2 separate regions of the Homo sapiens genome follow, and region 1 is linked to region 2. The links are chromatin contacts, found by Hi-C or POLR2A ChIA-PET in ENCODE. All regions are on one chromosome and are shown on one strand. Each heading gives the region's core, a stretch centred on a gene start or an enhancer-like site at or near the end of the contact. The rest is flanking DNA. Distances are from core to core; before and after follow the strand shown. Region 1 overlaps TRIP4 (thyroid hormone receptor interactor 4). Region 2 holds the start of CSNK1G1 (casein kinase 1 gamma 1).

Region 1 (3,259 bases), core at 706-3,205, 74 kb before region 2:
CCGCCTGCATCGGTCTCCCAAAGCGGTGGGATTACAGGCGTAAACCACTGCGCCTGGCTCAAGTATTTATTAATGAATAAATATATATGAAAATCTTAAGAATTTCATGTTTATTTTCAGATGAAAACCAAAACACTAAATACATGGAAAAGTGGTAATATTTCCCATCTCTCTTCAGGATAAGTACAACAGAAAACATAATGCTCAGCCAGGCATGGTGGCTCATGCCTGTAATCCCAGCACTTTGGGAGGCCGAGGCAGGCGGATCACGAGGTCAAGAGTTCAAGACTAGCCTGGCCAACATGGTGAAACCCTGTCTCTACTAAAAATACAAAAATTAGCCGGGCGTGGTGGTGCGTACCTGCAATCCCAGCTACTCAGGAGGCTGAGGCAGGAGAATTGCTCGAACCTAGGAGGCAGAGGTTGCAGTGAGCCAAGATCACTCCACTGCACTCCACCACCCTGGACGACAGAGTACGACTCCGTCTCAAAAAAAAAAAAAAAAAAAAAAAAGAAAACACAATGCTCTTTGGATAAAAAAAATATATATATATATATAATATAAATGGTTTCTGAAACCATTTAAGTGGGTACTTAATACCCAGACTGCAAATAACCCTAAAGACAGTCTGTTTTGATCTAGAAACTCTAGTCAATGTTCCAGTTTTGTTTTTTTTTTTAATTTGAGATGGAGTCTCACGCTGTTGCCCAGGCTGGAGTGCAGTGGTGCAATCTCTGCTCACTGCAACCTCTGCCTCCCGGGTTCAAGTGATTCTCCTGCCTCAGCCTCCCAAGTAGCTGGGATTACGGGCACCCACTACCACACCCAGCTAATTTTTTTTTGTATTTTTAGTAGAGACAGGGTTTCACCATGTTGGCCAGGCTGGTCTTGAACTCCTGACCTCATGATCCACCAGCCTCCGCCTCCCAAAGTGCTGGGATTACAGGCGTGAGCCACCGTGCCCAGCCTGTCAATGTTCCAGTCTTCAAGAGAATTCCAAAACTACATTCCCTATATCTCACTCAAGTGAGCTGTGATTTTAATGAATTGTCCAGGGTTAAGCTAGTTGTTAGTAACATAACAATTTTTCTTCTTGTTGAGTCTCAGATAACAGCCCTCATCGTGAGGGCTGTTATCGGAATATTTTGAGGTCTATATATTGGCAGATTTTCTCAGTACAACAGACAGGACATTTTCACATATTTTAAAAGAGAATTTGTGGACTGCATTTTGAATTCCAGTGCCTGGTTTGAATACTGACTATTAAATCCTTCATTTTCTAATTTCTCATCTCTCAGACTCACAGACAATTCATTGGTGATAGAAGCTGATGATTTCCACAAACGAAGTGATACTTGGAATCTTCCTGAAGATCTATGTTGCTTGGATACTCTTTTTTTTTTAAAGTTTTAAAAATTGCTTACTTTTCTTCCAGCAAATTCTCCTAGATCCTGAAGATACTTTTCTAGAAAAAGGAAGAAGTAATATTCTCTTCCCTATTGGAAGACTACAAGTCTACTGCCGTCAATTATTGGAAACAGGCACCCAGCAGTATAACTGCTTCAGCATAATTCCTTGAAGATAGGGTCTTGGCTATTGTAAAAGCTGTAAGATCAAATAGACTAAAGGGTCAGTAAGCTGGCAGGAAAGGAATGGATTCAGTTCAGAAGAAATAGAATAATCAATGACCTTGGAGATTTCAGACAAATCAGATTTTCTATTGAAGGCAGGGATATAAATAGCACAAACACAACACAGACACGTAGAAACAAAAGCCACCAACTCAACTTTTTGTTTGAAAACTTGTTAGGTCTAGAGAACTGTTCAAACCACAGCTGCTAATGGTTATGGATTTGGCAATCAAAATGTCTTTGTTAAAAAAAAAAAGTTTTAACTGCCTTACTATTGAGGTTACAAACCACAGCCTTGATGCATTGTTGCAGTCAACATCCTCCCTGCTGTTTTTGAGAGCTTACATCTGCTGCTGGCAGATAAAATGCTGGCAAACAGCATGGGCTCCTTCCAGGGGAATCACAGGAGAAGCTTTAACGAGATGGCTCTCATCTACCTTTTTACCCTGAGTTGAACCCATAGCCTTTTCTATATCACTTCTACCTTCTCTAGGCTGATCCTCTGCCATTACTCAGGAGGGTTGAGGATCTAGAGGAATTTTTTCTGGCACAAATTAGTCATGTTGGCCATACTAATCTTAGAAGATAAAAAGGAAGACTAGTTCATGGCTCAGGAGAAAGCACATATTTTTAAAGCCATTTAACAGTGTAGTGCACTTGATTTTAAAACAACCACTAACAAAACCTTTTCGATTTTCTTTTTTTAAGAGGACTAAATGATCACACTATGCCAAAAATAGTGAGGGTTTAGTGTATTTTAACTTATCAAAGAAAGGCCAAGAATGTGAGGTCAGAAGTAAATTACTGAATTTTGGGGGGAAAAGAAAAAGGAACAGCATGTAAAGGCAAAATGTGGTCCAAGTCACACAGGAAGTTAGTTTCAGTTGAAGTAAAAATTACTAGATCCACATTAGTTTTCAAAGAAAATGCAATTCAACTGGGTGATAAATGAATATGGAGATACTGAAGGGAAGGCACAGGTCACAGTTAGGAAACTACTTCCTAGATGGTTCTCTCTCAGTGAGTTGACCTATGAGAATACAGAAAAATCAAGCATACTTAGACTAACACTCCTAAACTGTAAATACCATGATACCAGTTCTGTAGTATGTAAATAGGTAGTGCATGTTTGGGTGGGGGATTAATTTATGCTCAAAGTTTTGAGAACACTGCATGTTATATCCACCTCATAGAGAGTCATAATCCACACTAGCATATTAAGGGCTCTGAGATGTTCTACAGTAAACAGATCTGTTTAATCCAAAGGTATTTCCCAAATTTGTGTTTCAGAGAACACCTATGCCATGGAATAGTTTGGTAAATGCTAGTCAAGAGCCATTATTCCTAAACTCTCAACTCATTCATTCAGAAAACAAGAATGAGGCTGGTATAATAGATTAGACAACTACATTTCTTTTTTTATTTTTATTTTATTTTTTTTGAGACAGAATTTTGCTCTTGTCACTCAGGCTGGAGTGCAGTGGCACAATCTCGGCTCACTGCAACCTCTGCCTCCCAGGTTCAAGCAATTCTCCTGCCTCAGCCTCCCCAGAAGCTGAGATTACAGGCTCCTGCCACCACGCCTGGCTAATTTTTGTAGTTTTTTAGTAGAGACGGGGTTTCACCA
Region 2 (3,371 bases), core at 679-3,178:
CTGTTGCCCAGGCTGGAGTGCAATGGCGCAATCTCGGCTCACTGCAACGTCTGCCTTCTGGGTTCAAATGATTCTCATGCCTCAGCCTCCCGAGTAGGTGGGATCACAGGTGCCCACCACCACGCCCAGCTAATTTTTCTATTTTTAATAGAGACAGGGTTTCACCAGTTTGGCCAGGCTGGTCTCGAACTCCTTACCTCAGGTGATCCTCAGGCCTCGGCTTCCCAAAGTGCTGAGATTACAGGCGTGAGCCACCGCACCCAGCCTCCAGATACGAGTTGTTTTTTTCGAGTATTACTTTGTTAACTTTTACCCCAACCATTCATTTTCCCAATATTTTCAAACCCCAAATCACCCAGACACAATAAATGAGGTCTCTTTTCTTATCCATAGTGTCGGTATGAAAGTTTATTTTGAAGGTTTTTTTTTTTTTTTTTAGACGGAGTCTAGCTCTGTCTCCATGCTGCAGGGCAGTGGCGCGGTCTCGGCTCACTGCAACCTCCGCCTCCCGGGTTCCCGCGATTCTCCTGCCTCAGTCTCCCGAGTAGCTGGGACTACAGGCACACGCCACCACGCCCAGCTAATTTTTGTTTGTTTGTTTATTTATTTATTATTATTTTTGAGACGGAGTCTCGCTCTGTCATCAGGCTGGAGTGCCATTGGAGTGCAATGGCACGATCTCGGCTCACTGCAATCTCCGCCTCCCGGGTTCAAGCAATTCCCCTGCTTCAGCCTCCCGTGTAACTGGGACTACAGGCACGTGCCACCACCCCCAGCCAATTTTTTGTATTTTAGTAGAGACGGGGTTTCACCATGTTGGCCAGGATGGTCTCCATCTCCTGACCTCGTGATCTGCCCGCCTCGGCCTCCCAAAGTGCTTACAGGAGGACTACAGGCGCGAGCCACCGCGCCCGGCCAATTTTTGTATTTTTAGTAGAGACGGAGTTTCACCATGTTGGCCAGGATGGTCTCCATCTCCTGACCTCGTGATCCGCCAGTCTCGGCTTCCCAAAGTGTTGGGATTACAGGTGTGAGCCACCGCACCCGGCATATTTTGAGTTTTGAGTGGAGGATTAGACAGTCTTCTTCCTTCCCAAATTTGATTATGGGCTCCCTTTAGCCTTTTTCTTTGTTTTCTGTCTTTTTTCCACCACCACCCCGCCCCCGAGGCGCAGTCTCAAGAGGTCCTGAGAACATGTGCCCTGCTCTCTGTTTTAAGGATTAAAATAACTGTCGAGTTACATTGAATCTTTTTTGCCTATTCCATTTGGCTAGGTTAATTCCAGACCTTACACAAACATGTGCAGCTCTTACAAAATGTAGGTGAAGACAACATTTTTCTAACCATTCGGCTTCATGGGCTGTCACAGGAGAACTAAGTGCATGAAAAACCTTTCACAACATTGAAAGAAATTTTAAAAATCTGGTTGAAACACAATTAAAAATCCACAAGAGGGAGATGCTTGCTAAACCGTCAGAAAATAATTCCCTCGAGGGACCTGAGAGAGGAGCCTGGAGCCTTAGGAACAGCCACTGGGTCAGCCACGGGATTAAGGGTGGGAGGGAGCAGGAGTATATAGAGACGGGGGCTTGGTGGAGGAGTACAGTTGAAGGGAAAAGCGGGATGGGTTTCGTGCCTCTGGCAGCGAAGCGTGTACTTGGTCTAAGATCTTGAGCAGAAGGTAAGAGCGTGTTGCCAAAGCAGAGCTCAGTGCTCCCGATATATCTTCTGGTAGTCCCAGAAGAAATGGGGGTGGGTTGCTTTGAAGGCACTTCCGCTTAGCAACCCCACGCGGTTGCTAAGGAGGGGGCAGCCGTGGGGATAACCCGGAAGTGATGGTGTCAGTTTAACGCTGCCTGCCCAAAGTTTGTCCTATTAGGCCCGCCAGGGTACTCTGCGACTCCGGGACGAGGGCGGGGCCGCGCTAGTGGTTCCGGTTCGGCTCCAGCCGCCCCTCGGCTCCTCGCCTTCCCCCTCCCGTCCGCCTTCTCCCCTCCCTCCCGCTCCTGGGAAAGAGAGAAACCACCGCTGCGGGTGGGTAGAGAAGCACTTGGCGCCTCGGGGAGGGGACCGCGCCCGCCTCATTTGCGCCTTGCAGCACTGCTGGACCAGGTATCTGCCCGGCTTCGTCGGGGTTCTGTAGGCTGAAGTCTGAGGGGGTGTGTGTGTGTCTGAGGGGGTTGGTGGGGGGCCCTTTCCTGGGCGTGGGTGGGGGACGCCGTGATCCCGGGTGGGGCGCAGGCTGGCGTTTGTGTCTGTGGAGGGTTGCGGGGGCGGAATGGAGGGGCTGAGGGACACAGCGGGTGGAGAGTTTCGGTTAGCGGGGTAGAGGTAGGCGGAGGAGGCGCCCCTTCCGAGAAACTGACTCTAGCCGGTGTGGACCGGGAGTTTGCCACCTGGAGGGCTTACTCTGAAAGGGGGAGCATCCCCCGGGAGCCAAAAGGAGGGCACAGATCTCGTCAGGGTGACTGGGGCTATCCCGTGCTTCCATTGCCCTCTTTCCCTACCCACCCCGCTGGGACAGAGCTGGACTTCGAAGGTTGTGGGGGTTCTGAGTCGACTGGGTACCGCGGGGAGCCGCCCTTGGCGGAGCTTAGGGCACAAGAGTGGGTAATGAGACTTTCCTCTACCCAACTTCCGTACGCTTCCCCCACTTCTTCCTTTACTGTTTCCTCGCCCCCACGTCCTACAGGAGCAATGTCCCCCAAGTGGGCAGGCATCACAATGTAAAAGAGAGTGGAACTGGGTTTGTTGCCCCTAAATGACACTTAAGATGTTTGGAAAGTGCCTGAATGACATATTCAACCAAGTCTCCCAGCTCGATATTAATTCCGGTATAAATTACCTTAGAAAAGTGGAATTCTGAAAAGCATTTAACAATAGGCTAGTCCAGGTGTAGTCTTGTGTAGTAGATGTACGTGTTTATTTAAAAAGAATGGACTGGGGAAACCATATAGATGTATCACAGGTCTAGGCAAGACATGTTGAGGCAAGGCTTTTGCAGCCTCTTTCTTACCTGCCAGTAAACCTGTCCTAATTTAAATGAAGTAGAAAGATCCTCTTCATTTTTGTTTCAATCAGTGACTGAATACTAGGTGCTGTGTAGTGATGTCTCAGAACAGATATGTGAATTTTCAGAGAGAGAATGAATGTTCTGCTGTTGAGCCTGTGTCTTAATCTTTTAAGGAGATAATTGCGGTCAAGTGGAAGTATTGACTTTCAGGCAGATAAATCTTGGGTTGAACCTAGACTATGCCAGTTGCTAGTTACTGACCTTGGGCAAGTCATGGAACCTACCAGAGCTTTTGTTTCTTCATAAGTAGTATGAGTTAAAATTCTTACCTGTATTATAAGTAACATCCCATTTTAA

What was found. A loop is a pair of places that touch in the nucleus more often than their neighbours do. ChIA-PET counts read pairs that join two places held with the same protein, here RNA polymerase II (POLR2A). Pooled maps may share reads with other maps.
Region 1: a loop to region 2 is called in a pooled map, with 2.4 times the contacts of the local background. The contact joins the enhancer-like site here to the promoter of CSNK1G1 in region 2. A Hi-C loop is called at or near these places in 5 of 50 pooled maps. POLR2A ChIA-PET finds 5 or more read pairs at or near these places in 8 of 52 experiments (B cell, CD4-positive, alpha-beta T cell, OCI-LY7 and 4 more).

Annotation. Positions count from the first base shown.
Region 1 is chr15:64,429,132-64,432,390 of GRCh38, reverse strand. The region is part of intron 11 of TRIP4 (thyroid hormone receptor interactor 4); the gene reads right to left. Among named protein-coding and RNA genes, the nearest start is that of ZNF609, 30 kb to the left of the region's middle. RefSeq lists enhancers at 1,354-1,865, 1,866-2,377. Within about 2 kb of position 1,955, at least 10 of the 41 ENCODE cell types and tissues checked have a DNase peak (open chromatin) inside an H3K27ac peak, as active enhancers do; they include CD4-positive, alpha-beta T cell, where a contact is called at or near this core.
Region 2 is chr15:64,354,730-64,358,100 of GRCh38, reverse strand. CSNK1G1 (casein kinase 1 gamma 1) reads left to right here and starts at 1,928. Exons shown (of 12, transcript NM_022048.5): 1 at 1,928-2,113. RefSeq lists silencers at 1,993-2,042, 2,153-2,212, 2,603-2,662.